Regions from separate parts of the Homo sapiens genome. Here region 2 is linked to region 1. The links are chromatin contacts, found by Hi-C or POLR2A ChIA-PET in ENCODE. All regions are on one chromosome and are shown on one strand. Each heading gives the region's core, a stretch centred on a gene start or an enhancer-like site at or near the end of the contact. The rest is flanking DNA. Distances are from core to core; before and after follow the strand shown.

The links. A loop is a pair of places that touch in the nucleus more often than their neighbours do. ChIA-PET counts read pairs that join two places held with the same protein, here RNA polymerase II (POLR2A). Pooled maps may share reads with other maps.
Region 2: POLR2A ChIA-PET joins it to region 1 with 11 read pairs in Panc1. The contact joins two enhancer-like sites. A Hi-C loop is called at or near these places in 8 of 168 maps with a recorded cell type or tissue (CD8-positive, alpha-beta T cell, GM11168, IMR-90 and 4 more), 2 of 37 single-sample maps with no recorded cell type and 14 of 50 pooled maps. POLR2A ChIA-PET finds 5 or more read pairs at or near these places in 13 of 52 experiments (AG04449, AG04450, GM12878 and 10 more).

What each region holds. Positions count from the first base shown.
Region 1 is chr12:108,638,991-108,646,403 of GRCh38, forward strand. It overlaps CORO1C (coronin 1C), which reads right to left. Exons shown (of 11, transcript NM_014325.4): 11 at 6,119-7,413. It overlaps LOC105369968 (a long non-coding RNA gene), which reads left to right. Exons shown (of 3, transcript XR_007063449.1): 3 at 1-7,413. Among named protein-coding and RNA genes, the nearest start is that of MIR4496, 6.9 kb to the left of the region's middle. Within about 2 kb of position 5,066, at least 17 of the 41 ENCODE cell types and tissues checked have a DNase peak (open chromatin) inside an H3K27ac peak, as active enhancers do.
Region 2 is chr12:108,787,782-108,794,645 of GRCh38, forward strand. SSH1 (slingshot protein phosphatase 1) reads right to left here. Exons shown (of 15, transcript NM_018984.4): 14 at 4,505-5,048; 15 at 1-1,463. The coding sequence ends at 207. Among named protein-coding and RNA genes, the nearest start is that of MIR619, 46 kb to the right of the region's middle. RefSeq lists enhancers at 4,383-4,883, 6,252-6,762. Within about 2 kb of position 2,635, at least 2 of the 41 ENCODE cell types and tissues checked have a DNase peak (open chromatin) inside an H3K27ac peak, as active enhancers do.

The sequences.
Region 1 (7,413 bases), core at 3,816-6,315:
GGGAGAGACCTTGGTGTTGTTTGAGGAGGCCAGGGGCCTGGCAATAGGAGTCCTGGGATATTTTGTGGAATTTAAGATCAGAAATAAAGCTGGACCTTAGGCATGGACTCGGGGAGCTACAGGGACCCAGAAGCCCTTTCTTCATCACTGTGTATCTGCTCTGCCTGCGTGGTCCCTGGCTTCCCCAACTCCCAGGCCCCCATAAAGGAAAACCCAGATCTGATGCCACTGATGGTGGCTCCAAGGGGCTCATAGGTCACCTGGAGTTGACTGTGCTCCGGGACAGTCTTATTCTGTGAGCAAAGTACCGCTGGGCGGATAATGCAATATGTGCTCCCATCCCAGATAATGTCTACATTTTCAACTATTCAGTCTTTCAGTAAGTACTGATTGGCACATCATGCCAGATTCTGGGGATCCTGGTGAAGGAAACCAGTGCCTGTCCTCATGCGGCTTATATTCAATTCAGGGAAGACACTCAAAACTCCAATGAGATGATAGATCAGCTATCAGTGCTACTAAGGTGCTACGGGCACTATTTACATATGGGGGTCAGGTGAAGTGCTGGGAAGGGCAGACACTGGAGGTGGGGAAAGGATGGGCACTCCCGAGAGAACAGCACCTGCGAAGCTCAGGGGTAGAAGGCCTCCTGAACACAAGAGAACATCAGGAGAGGATGAGGGGCGGCAGGGCAGGCAACACGGGGCCTCCTAAGCCAGTGGTGAGGATTTAGTTTTTATTCTGAGTGGGATGGGAAACCATGGAGGGTTTGAAGCCTTAGACACAGGGGTCAATGAGCTTTTTCTTAAAGGGCTACACAGTAAATATTTTAGGCTTTGTGGCCATACGATCTCTGTTGCAGCTACTCAACTCTTCAAGTATAGAGCAAAAGCAGCCACAGACAAGGCACAGTGTGTTCCAATAAGCTTTACTGATGGACACTGAAATTTGAATTTCATATCATTTTTACTTGTCACTAAATATTGTTTTTTCCCCCAACCATTTAAAAATGTAAAAAGCCTTCTTAGCTTGTGGGCTACACAGAAGCTTCCGGCAGGTTGGAGTTAGCCCATGGGCCTTAGCATGTCTTCCCCCACCTTGATACCTGAAAAGGTGACTATGGCTGCAGCTCTGAGAACAGATTCAAGTGGGTGGGGGAAGCTGGGTTAGGAAGCTGTGACTGTTAACCTTGTCAACTTGACTGGGCAATGGCGTGCCCAAATATCTGGTCACGCGTTACCCTGGGTGTGTCTGTGAGGGTTTTCTGGATGAAATGAACATTTGAATCTGTGGGTTGAGTAAAGCAGGTTGCTCTCTCTGGTGTGGGTGGGTGGATCCATTCAGTTGAGGGCCTGAATAGAACAAAAAGGCTGAGTAATAAGGAATTCCTTGCAGGCGTGTGGCTCATGCCTGTAATTCTAGCACTTTGGGAGGCCGAGGTGGGAGGATCACCTGAGGTCAGGAGTTTAAGACCAGCCTGGCCAACATGGGGAAACCCCATCTCTACTAAAAATACAAAAATTAGCCAGGCGTGGTGGCGCATGCCTGTAGTCCCAGCTACTTGGGAGGCTGAGGCAGGAGAACTGCTTGAACCCAGGGGGTGGAGGCTGCAGTTAGCCAAGATCGTGCCACTGCATTCCAGCCTGGGCGACAGAGTGAGAGACTCCATCTCAAAAAAAAAAAAAAAAAAAAAAAGGAATTACTCCTGCCTGCCTTCAAGCTGGGACATCAGTTTTTAGCTGCTTTCCAATCTGAACTGAAAAACTCAGCTCTCCTGGGTCTCTCTGGTTTGTTGACTGCAGATCTTGGAGCTTAGCAGCCTCCATAATCATGAGTCAATTCCTTAAATACATCCCGATCTCTCTCTCTCTTCCCCCACGCAGACCCTATTGGTTCTCTTCTTCTGGAGAACGCTAATAGAGAGGCTCTGTCCACGCAGAAATGATGGGAGCACAGGCTGGGGGAGTCACCGGGCAGGTGTGAGAAGTAGCTGGGATATGGATGCACTGTGAAACCAGAGCCTGGGTGTGGGATACGCAAGAAGAGATGGGAGTCAAGGAGGCTCAGAGGTGGAAGAGCATGAACTTCCTCCTGTAGACAAAAGGGATAATCACTTGTGTCTCCTTCAGAGACCTTGACAGAAAACATCACTCTAGAAGCAAAACAGGGAACAGGCGGTTGGAGGCAGAGAAACCAGCTACAAGGCTGTTCGGACACTAGACTGTTATCTACATGGGGAGGCACCTGGCAGGTGGCCAGATCCCCAGATGGAATCTCCACCTTGTGGTTTATGAGGCATTCTAGGCCACTGCCTCCTGAAGACACTGCTCAGGGTGGTAAGAACTCATTTTGCATTTGGGGAGCTGTAGGTGGGGATGGTGATAAGCAGCCCAGGATTTTGTTCGCCAAGAGGTATTATTCCAACTTCCACAACCCAAATAGCATCTCTGCACGGAAATGAAGCTGCAACAGCTCCCTGTCATGGATGGGGCACTTCCCAGTTCTCAGACTTCATCACTAGAGCCCCCAAGCTTGGATGTTGTTGCTGAACTCCCTCAAGGCACTAAGTGTTAGCCTGAGCACCTCTCCTGGCTGGACCAGGGGTCACTTGCTCCATTACAGTTCTCTCCAGCTCGGTGACACTCTCACTGTAAATGCAAGTTCTCACTCAGTGAATGCCAAGACGAATGCAACCCTACCTAGTGGGGTAGAGATTAGGAAATGGGCGATGAGAGGCACAGGGCTCTTGGGAAGGGAGCCCTGCTGCTGGGGGCCTGAGAGACACCCAGTGGAGAGGAGCCTGGACAAACTTGGCAACCAGCCCCAACCACGTTCCGCAGCATTTTGGGGGCCAGGCACCCTGTGTGTGATCCCTTTCCACTGTAACCAGGCCTGCTCCCTGCTCTTCCCCTCGGAGACACAGATGACTGCTCCTCTCTGGCAGCCCAAAGCTTTCTCTGCCCCCACAACTGCCTGGGGGCCTTTGAGCCACTTCTCCCCAGTTCTGTTCCAAACCCACCAGGAAGTCCTTCCCCAAAAGTCCACTTACTCTTTGAGATCAGTGTGAGGAAGCTACTCTAAGAACAAAACTAAGCACCCGGTGGTGAGTGCCCAAGCTCAAGTGTGCAGATTTTTTCTGACAGCAGAATAGACCTGTCTACTTGCCTTCCAAGTTGAGTCCTGAAGTGGGTAACTTCCTCCTCTGACTTCTGCCCTCAGGCTCCCTGGGCAACGGCCCTGACGTTGCTTTCTAGCCCCTCACCATGAAGCCTGTCAGGGAGCCGCGTGCCTCACCCTCTATCTGCCCCTCACTAAACTCAGGATCCTAAAATCTGCCCTCTTACCCATTTTCGTTCACATGAATTAAACTCCAACTACAATGAATTTGAAGGATCCCATCTGCCTCTCTAAACTCACCCCCCTCCACATTTCAGCCAATCCAACCAACTCAGCAGTCACCTTATCCTCAAGGATCTTGGGATGCGCAGTAATTCCCATCTCCCACCCAGCCCTCCTGACACTCGCCACAGGGGAACTTTCAGCCGGCACACCACGGCCAGTGTCGCCTAGCGAACACACCCCCCCCCACCCCACACCCCAAAGTTCGAAGTTGAGAATAAGCCATTTGCTGGTGGACTCGGTTCCCACAGGAGGGATGAGGACAGCTGCCATCTGCACATCAGCTGCCTAGGACTTAACATTTCACACGTCACGTTTCAAATAGAGGCAGCAGCTGCAGCTGAGATGAAGCATATCAAAGTATACTTAGCCCTTACTATATTGGAAGAAAACGTATTTCCCAGTTCCGATGACCTTTGTTTTCTGCCATATTAAAGTCTTACGTAATTTAATTTTTATATAGCCAATCTGTCTTTTCCTTTGTGATGTATTCCATTGCTTTAGGGCTTACATTTTTTCTAGTCTGAAGTGTAGATTAAAAGGGACTTACTTTCTTCTAAATAGAAAAAGAAAAGGTTTTATTTTAACTGTGGACTCCATTAAGAATGTATATTGGTGTCCCTGCTGCCCCCACAGCTAACCAAATGTTGCTGCACCATTTCAAACATCTCCACTGATTTATGCTTATCTTAATAATTATTAACTTATCACTAATACATTAATTTTAATAATGCCTTTCTGGGAATAAATACATTTATAGGAAATTTCTAAATTCAGAAAAATAGGATTAAATAGAAATTACACACAACTTTACCTCCCTATAGCAATAACAACATTTCTGGTATTTATTCTACACATAAGTATACATTGTATATGCATATATCCTTTAAAAAGTTTGTCACAAGCCATCTGTTCGGGGTTGGTTTTACATATCTGTATTAGGAAACCTACACCTCTCACTAGAAGTTCTGGTCCTGAATGTTCTTATGAGGTCCAATGGACTTCACTTTCTTCCCCATTTTACTTCTGAATGGATTAGCCAACTAACATCATTTACTGCAGAGTGACTCCATGGGGTAGAGAGCTGATGAGAATTACTTTGTAAACACACTTTTTATGCTGACATCAGCAACACAGTTCACTGTAGGGCTCTTGGCATACACAGAAAAAAGTTGGTAGTGACATCCAGCACCCAGAAATAATATACTTTCATGTTTCAACCTAGGTAGGTATATATTTTAAACCCAAGTTGGAATTGACTTTATTTTACTATTTTTTTAATGTTTCCTATTCAATACTCTTTTTAAATGACTTTAAATAATGGAACAGAATTATAACATATGGATATGACAAGTAACTTACTGACCCCCTTCTGCAGAGTTGATTTTACTCTTCTAATTCCTGAATATACCTCCCACTAGTTCCCTGGGACAAAATTTCCAAAGGTGAGAATCTTGGGTCTTAAGAAAACCTTTAAGGCTTTTGATCCACTTGCCAGACTGCCCTCTGGAAAGGCTGTCCACCCCGCACATACCCGCTTTTCGCAGGAGAGGACTGCCACCCCTACATTCTTTGGCAAGGGACTTCTTTTTAACGAATAAAAGAGCACAAAGGGCACTGTCCGGCCTGGACATCAAGGGTTGCCCGTCTGAAGCAGGAAAGGCGTGCCCTTGACGGTGACTCATGTCCGTGACCCACTGCCAGCACTGGGATACTTAATGTGCCCGCAGAAAGAGAAGGGCCCACTTAGAGTTAACAGATTCTTAAGAGCCAACAAAGAGTTTTTCTGGGTGTAGAATACCAAGTACAGCAAGGGAAGTGACCTTGAAAAAAAAAATGGAAGTTCCCCCCAGACGAGGTCTGGCTGGCTGTCTGGGGCCAGCATGCTGACCTTCAGGTCTTCTGGCAAAGAATCAAGGTGGCCCGAGTGAGAAAACAAGTTAGTCATAAACAGACCACCACGCGTCTCCTGGCTGACTGCGGGCACCTCGGGTCTACAGAGAGCCCTGCCAACTTCTACTTCCTGCAGCCACGAGTGGACCAAGAACATGGCAGCCATTCTTCTCATAGACTAAAGCAACTTTAAGATAAGGCATTTGAGGAAGGGGAGCTTTATGCTGACCATTCATCATATTCAGAAAAAGCAAACAGTGGGAAATTCTTTGCTACAATCACTGAAATGTCACGAGACAATGTCATAGTGCGAAAGGGAAGCCCTGCAATTCAACTGACCCTGGAAGCCTGCTGGAATAAAAGTCACAGCTGAGCCAAGAGAATTTTGCTTCTATTGAAGAAAAAGTGCTTTCAAAGACTCTGTCAGAAAATCAACTCATAATAGTAACAGTAGCGGCCATGCAGCGAGGGTTGTTTGTGTGGCCACACAGGTATTCCTCTCATCTGAACTACATGGAATTATCATCCTCCTTTCAAGAAAAGGGACTCAGAAGGATTAGGAACCCCATCCCAGGACACACCGCTGGCAAAGGTCTGAGGCAGGATCCAAAGGCTCAGGTCTGCTGGAAGCCAAAACACAGTGCTTGACTGGCTTGGAGACCTCACTTGTACTTGAACTGAGCCACCCACACGCGCTTCCCCTGTACTTACCCCCGGAGAGGAGTATGGCACCGTGCTCGTCCACCAAAGTCAGAGAAGCTATGTCAGGCAGAGAGGTGGGGGCTGCCTCACAGACAGCCAAGGCGTGAAATAAACACAAACACCATTTTGTAATCAATGATTTTTATCTCTGAAAATGGAAGCAAGTGTTTTGACAGAACACTATGGCCACTCTATAAGAGCCGACCTAGGAGTAATTCACTGTCCTCTTCTGGGATGTCATGGCTTAAAAAAAAAAAAAAAAAAAGACAAAACAGGAAAATAATCCACAATGCTTTGGGCGCCTACTCTGAGCTTGGCTGGGCATCCATTCATTAAATAAGTCATAAGCTACAAACTAAGATCAGGGTAACTTTCCCTTGCCCTCCTGCTTCTCTTTGAACCACATGCCCTACGGTGTTTCACCACCATCAACAACTTTACTTCATTAATTCGATATCAGAACCTTAAAACACTACTGAATCTTAGACAAAAGGTCCTCAGCAGATTACATTGATAAAGAAACAAATACAGATTTGAATATAAGTCATTGCCATTATTGTTTTCTTTACATCTCATGATCCACTTCAATATTAAACACATACATACACACACACAAAACCACATCAAACATTCAGATGCCCTGAAATTGTGGAGACAGCACTCCCAGTATTGGCTGGATAAGAACATGGTCCTTTTTCTACACGGACATTACTCCAAGTTCGGCTGTCACCACACTCTGCCCTCACCCTGGCTCCCTGCATACAGACGTTTCCAGCCAGTCCCATGCCCACACCAGCACGAGCATGTGCAAGAATTCCCTTCGTGGTCCCAATGGCACTACACATTTCACGTTCAATCACAGACAGCCCTTCCAAAACAGAGGCTCCTTAAATCTTGTTTCCCAAGCATGCACTATAAGAAACTGGAAACGGGGCAAAGTTCCAGCTAACCGAGGAATGAACAGGTGACCAGAGCTCAGTCTCTGGCCCCCTCCGAGTCCGGGGAGCCTCTGTGCTTTGACGCAGCCTTGGTGAGAGATGGAGAGGCAGGGCAGGTTAGTTGTGCGGAGGGACATGTTTGTATGCATTAAAGCTACAGCAGAGGTCTGTGCTCCTGTTTCTGCTTCACTCTCTATCATTCTCCTCAGTCTCAATACTCATTCAATCGCACCCTCTGGCCTTGTCTTAGCTTAATGTGGTTAGAGCTAAAAGGCAGGAAGGAAAGAAGGAATGGCTGGGGGAGCCCTGAGAGAGGTCGCAGCACATGTGAGGAAGAGGGTAGAGCAGGAGCTTTGTTGGTGGAAGGAGAGCCACTTCCTCCTCCAACACAGCATGGGGACAGCACAGGGAAACAGGATCACCCAGGGCAAATACCCCTCTCCACATGCCCACATTTTTAGTCCCCACCACTGTACTCAAG
Region 2 (6,864 bases), core at 1,385-3,884, 150 kb after region 1:
GGCCACACGACTGACAGCTCCCCTTCTTGTGCTGCATGTTGGTTAGTTTCTTCTCCTCCTCTCTATGGCAAGAGTAGGGGAAAAGTTAGGATGACTTCACTCGTTTAAGGGAAATCAAGATGTAAGGGGTCGATCCAAATCCACAGTGAAAGTGAGGGAGGGATCATATGAAAATATCCGCCCAGCCTGACGCAGCAAAAGGCGGGTCAGCTTTTGCTCATCCACGAAGGGCTCTTTAAGTTTTCTGGGGCGGGTTTCCCTGATGGTTTGGAGGTTGCAGCTGGGTCCCTCGGGGTTCCCTGGGGCTCATGCAAGAAGGAAGATTCACTCAAAGTGGTGTCCTGGGAGTCAGCGACGGTGGACGGGTCAGCCTCACTGGACAGGTCTTCCGTTGAGAAGGTGAGACTCCCCAGCTTGGCAAGAGAGTGTGAGCGCTTCAGTGGGGAAGAGACGGTGAGGCCCGCCAGCCGGAGCCGGGTCTCAATCTCCTGTGTCCGCTGCTTCACCAGCCCGGGCTTCCCACGGACACTGTGGATGCTATCGCTGCTGGAGCTCCGGGTCAGGTTGGAGCTCATGGAAGAGGAGGTGGGGGTGTAGCAGATGGTCTTCAGAAAGTCTTTTGAGAAACTACTGGTGTGGTCCAGGCGGTAGAAGAAAGGAGGGGGGCTCTTCAGTGAGCCTCCTTCCAATGAAGCGGGGGCGGCCTCTGACTTCTCATCACTCCCGGCCTGGCTGGGCATAACCAGGGGGCCCAGCTCGTGGAGCGCGGCTGGATCCTGGCTCTCCTCGGGGATGCTGGCCTCCAGCCTGCTGGCAGGGCCATCCCTGGAGGGAGGTGCTGGGTCTGCAGGCACGCTCTTCAGCCGCTCTAGCTCTTTGGTGTGCTTGCGGACCAAGCCTGCCTTCTGCAGCTGAATGATGGACTCCTGGTGCTGCATCAGGTAGCTGTTGGTTGTCGGCTTCTCAGATTCATTACTGAACAGAAGCCTCAGGTCCTTGGCTGGCTTCATATCTTTCTTGGGTGACGATTCTTCCTTTATTACCACTTCTGTGCTGGGAGGGTTCTTATCACAGTGAGAATTCTTCAAAAGGAGGGACTTTGGCAGGACTTTTGGGGTCTCTCTGGAAGGTTCCAAAAGGCTGGCTGGTGGCTCTAGGGCAGCTCCAGCCCCAGGGCCACTGGTGTCTGCCCTCCTGGAGCCTGCTGGTGGTAGGAACGGGGGAGGTTCGGTTGGGCCAGAGGCTGGCTTCTCCGGAACACGGGACCTGCTGGCCAAGTGGGCCACAGGGGAGGACGTGATGTGGGGTAGGAAGGCTGGCTGGGTGCAGATGGCGGGAGCATTGGGGTCCTCACATCGCTCCCTGGAGGCCTCAGGAGCCCCGCTGGCTGTAGGGTACATGCAGTCGGCACAGGATTTATAGGAAGGCTTCACTTTGTTAAGGATCCCAAATATAGCATCATCCTGCAAGGAAGGGGACAAGAGCATGGTGAGACGGTGCAGTCATGAGCCAAAGACCAAAAACATGAGGGTGGGCAGGGAAAGGGGTGCGAGGCCGGACTGGGGGCCAGGCCTGGAGGGGAGGCTCTCATTTCACTTAATACTGACAGACAGACCTCCTGGAGCCCACTTGATCGAGAATAACCACTGGCCTGAGGTGGATTTTATACCCCAATAGAAAACAAGTTTACATTGTTTCCTAAGGAAACCCTCCTGCCTTTTGGTCAGTGAGGATCTAAGTGAACGTGACACATGCCTCTGTGTCCCCACCCTTCACTTCCTTACAGGCCAACTGACAGGTACCCAGTGGTCCTGGGAATGGACTAGAAAGCTGTGTGAAGAGTCCCAGGGGAGAGAGGGACAAGTTCTAAGTCTCCGCGGAGGGAAGGCTTCCCAGAGGAACTGACACTTCAGCTGAGGCTTCTGGGACAAGCAGGTGTTGACCAGCCAGAGAGAGCAGCATGCAGGTCCAGAAGCAAAGCAGGAAGGAGGAGGGCACCCCCCTACCCCACCCCGCCTGCACAGGACTGTAGGCTGGAGGGCAGGACAAGGCAGGAGGGCAACAGGGCTCTGTCTCTCTCTCTTTCAAACAGATAAGAGACAAGGTCCTACTATGTTGCCCAGGCTGGTCTCGAACTCCTGGGCTCAAGTGTTCCTCCTGCCTCGGCCTCCCAAAGTGCTAGGATTACAGGTGTGAGCGACTACACCCCGCCAGCTCTGTCTCTCAACACCTCCTTATGTCCTTGCCCCATCCTCTGAGCCACTGTGATCCCAGCATCCCAACTTCCCCTCTTACCCCAGCAGCCTGCCTGTAGACCACAGCCAGAGGGGGCTCATCACCCACCTGCTTAAAGGCCCCGCCATGGCTTCCAGTTTTTTTTTTTTTTTAAATGAAGTTTCGCTCTTGTTGCCCAGGGTGGAGTGCAATTGCGTGATCTTGTCTCACTGCAACCTCTGCCTCCCAGGTTCAAGCAATTCTCCTGCCTCAGCCTCCTGAGTAGCTGGGATTACAGGCATGCACCACCACAGCCAGCTAATTTAATATTTTTAGTAGAGATGTGGTTTCACCATGTTGGTCAGACTGGTCTCAAACTCCTGACCTCAGATGATCTGCCCGCCTCAGCCTCTCAAAGTGCTGGGATTACAGGCGTGCGGCACCATGCCCAGCTAATTTTGTATTTTTAGTAGAGACAGGGTTTCACCATGTTGGTCATGCTGGTCTCAAACTCCTGACCTCAGATGATCTGCCTGCCTTGGCCTCCAAAAGTGCTGGGATTATAAGCGTGAGCCACTGCACCTGGCCCAGGGTTTTATCTCATCTGTCTTTATGGGTATTTGCTTTGTGGTAGGCAGGGAAGTGGGGGAAATCCATAATTAGTATTTGATTTGGAATGCTTTATGGAGGTCGACAGATGCAACTGCCCAGTTTTGTTTGCATTATAACATGCTGTTAATAATAATAAACTGGCTGTATACTTGAATGCATCTGTCAGGACCCCAAGTGCCCCCACTTGAGAACCACGGCTGTCCTGTGAGATGGGCAGGTGAAGCCAGAGGCAACAAAGTCAGCAGCAGGGCAAGGGTGGAAGTGGAGACCAGGCTGCACGGCCACCCTTCCACTGAACCAGCCTCTGCTCCTGCATCACTTCCCCCATGGAGGAGGGAAAAGGTTGGCTGGAATTAACCAATTTCTCAGTAAGCACCAGGTTGAAGCTCAAACCTTGTGGCAGATAATCCACTAAAAATGGCAACTCCAAGAGACTAATGGAGTTAAGTATTAGAGTCTAAGTTGGAAGGCTGGATACTTGACAACGTTGGGAAATTACTATCAGTTTTGTTTTTGTTTTTAGACGGAGTCTCGCTCTGTCACCCAGGCTGGAGTGCAGTGGCACGAACTTGACTCACTGCAACCTCTGCCTCCTGGGTTCAAGCAATTCTCGTGCCTCAGCCTCCTGAGTAGCTGGGATTACAGGCATGCACCATCACACCCAGCTAATTTTTATATTTTTAGTAGAGACAGGGTTTCACCATGTTGGTCAGGATAGTTTCCATCTCCTGACCTCCTGATCTGCCTGCCTCGGCTTCCCAAAATGCTGGGATTACAGATGTGAGCTACCGCGTCTGGCCCTATCAGTTTTTTTAAAAGGTGACAATGGTATTGTGGCTATGTTAACATACTGGAGCATTTATGAATAAAATGATATATCTGAGGCCAAGCGTGGTGACTCAAACCTGTAATTCCAGCACTTTGGGAAGCCAAGGTGGGCAGATGGCTTGAGACCAGGCTGGGCAACAGTAAGACCTCATCTCTACAAAAAAATAGAAAAGATTAACCGGGTGTGGTAGCATGCGCCTGTGGTCCCAGCTACTCAGGAGGCTGAGGTAGGAGGATCACTTGAGCCTGGGAGGTCAAGGCTGCAGTGAACCGTGATCATGCCACTGTACTCCAGCATGGGAAACAGTGAGAACTTGTCTATAGTATGTATCTATCTATATCTACAGTATATACCTATAATATATATTTTTTAGATACAGGTATCTATATCTAAATCTGGGATTGGTTCCAGGATCATCAGGGGTGTGGGGAAGTGGGTGGTAGGGGTGAGATGAAAAAGAATAGTCATATATCGATAAAGGCTGAAGTTGGCTGATAAATTATATGTTTTAATTTTACATACACAAAAAGAAATTGAGTTGGAAGCCCTGCCCAGGGTATGAATAAGGTACATGGGGTGAAGATGGTGTGCAGAGATATGTGTTATTCCCAACAGATTCTCAATTTGCTATATAAGGTATGCACTACGTACCCACCAGCAGAATCACCCTGTGAAAGAACCCTCAGGTCCCTGGAGATGGGAGCTGGGGGCCCAGAGGAGACAATAGAAAAAAATCAGCTGGGTGTGGTGGCGGGTGCCTGTAGTCCCTACTACAGAGGCTGAGGTAGGCCAATTAGAGTGGGATGGAAGGGATGGGGTGTGCCACCCTGCAGGCCGGGCTCTGCCTACCTCCATGCCGTTGGGACAGCTCCTCTTGCTGTTGTTGTTTAGGTTCTCCGAGTTGAGCAGGTTTTGATCGAGCTGGGTTGGAAGCTGCCCCCACCTCCCTGCTCCCAGGCCCTCCTCCCTTTCCGTCTCCTCCACCTGCAGCAAGGAGCCGCTCCGACCTTTGGGACTCCCAAACTCTAGTTTCTTCTTCACATCCTTCTCACAGAGTCCGGAACCTTGCTGGGGCTGTCTGGCCGGCCTGTGCACCTCTGCAGGTGGAGCAGCTTCCTCCAACAGAGCCTCCCTCTCCGGATCCTCCAGGTGGACCAAGCTGCCAGTTTCATCCTCAGGGGAAGGCAGAAGGGGGTCTGAGAGTCGCCGGAAACAGCAGGGGAGGGGGGGCCCTAAGCCGGGCTGGGCGGCATCATCCAAGAAGGGCAGCTGGCTTTCCGGGGTGCCATCTGGGGTCTCTGGCAAGAAGTCGCCAGGTCCTGCAGGGTCATCCACAGGCTGCTGGAGGCTGCTGTCTGTCTGCTGACGCCACAGCTTGTTGTGCCGCTGTTTGCTGCGGGGAGAGAGGGTAGAGGAAGGTGAGGGGAGGAGGATGGTGCCTGGGGGTGCTGGGAAGAGTATGCGGTGAGCCAGTGAGGGGCTGCCCAAGGTCAGGGCGCCAGGGACGATCCATGGCTCATTCAGGTAAAGCCTCTCTCTGTTCATTTGTTCCCAAGAAACACAAGGATGAGAAACAGCACTGGCTCCTAAGTTGTCCAGGCTCGCACAGGAAGCCTGATGTGACTTTCTGCCTCTGATGACAACGGGGAAGGAACGCGGGGGCGTCTAGACTTCAATCTGTGTATCTGTGTTTAGTGATGCCTCATTGTCACGTCAGTTACACTCCATCTCTCATTTCTCTGTCAAATAAGAATAACAACGCTCTCCTACCTATATTGTAGGGAAATGAAGGGAATCAAAGTGGAGTATGTACAGATCTATACACGATAATACAACTATACACACACATAACGCACTGCAATGCATTTGGGAAGATCCTGGAAAACTAGAAAGTATTTGTTTAGGTTTAGGTCAGTTTTTAAACAATTTCTTCTACTATGATGACATTGTTTTTATAATCCCTTTTTTTTTTTTTTTTGAGATGAGGGTCTCACTCTGTGGTCCAGGCAGTGCAGTGGTGTGATCACGGTTCACAGCAGCCTCAAACTCCTGGGCTCAAGCAGTCCTCCCACTTCACCCTCCCAAGTGGGGCTACAGGCATGTGACACCATCCCTGGCTAATTTTTAAATTATTTTTTTTGTAGTGACAGGGTCTTGCTATGTTGCCCAAGCTGGTCTTGTACTCCTGGTCTCAAGCGATCCTCCTACCTCAGCCTCCCAAAGTGTTGGGATTACTGGCATGAGCCACTGCACCAAGCCCTGTAATACATTTTTAAAATGTAAGGCATAAAAAAAAAGTTTACGGTGAAATAAGGTAACTAAGTCACCCTCAAGGACCTTAAAGTAATACCAGTATCACAGGCTTGCGAGGGTTAAAAAGAGAGAGGTAAATGTAAGAGCACAGTGTGACAGAGCCATTCATCCTCTCTGCTCGGTGTGCACATCCCAGCCAGCAGCTACTCAAGGTCACTGCCACGCTGCTATGAACCTGGCCTGGAGCGCCTGGCTTAGGCTGCAGAGGGCACTGAGTGCGTGGCAGGCTCAGGGAGAGGTCAGTGAGATGCTCGCTCTTCCTCCTCCTCCTCTGGGCCTTGCCTGGGGACCTGTCCAGCCCTTCCGACAGTGAAGGAGTCCACAGTTGGCCGGCCCTGTTCTCTGGACCCTGTTTAACTCTGCTAGGGCACTCCTGCATTCCCAAACTTGGCCAAGAGGCTGGTAGACTTTGCCTGTGGCTTCCTTCCAACACCAGACTGATATCTCCCAGGGAGGCCTGCTTCTTGTACAGACTGACTGGAAAGGGAACCGGGAGAAAGTGCCGCCCAGGCTCTGGGCTTCCAACTTGAGAGCCTGGGGTACTGGAACTACGGTGAGGACCTCCCCCACCACCCCGTGTGGGTGACAGAACCGCAGGGCTTTTTGCACACAGCACCCTGACTCAGAGGCTGAGTGAGGGGCCGCGGTGTACCTCTCCCTCCTGCCGCCCACTGGCTGTGTATGGGGGATAGGTCAACCTCTCAGCGTCAGCTCCTTATCCCTGCCCTGATCCTCGTAAAAGGGGGATAACCTGTACAGAAATTTTTAGGATGGGAGTTCAGAGACTTTAAGCTACATTTATTATTTACTACAAGCCAGATGTGGAAGTATCTGTAAAGGTAAACTTGTTTAGCACTGCAAAAGGAAAACAAATCTTGGGACCCCAAACTCATTAA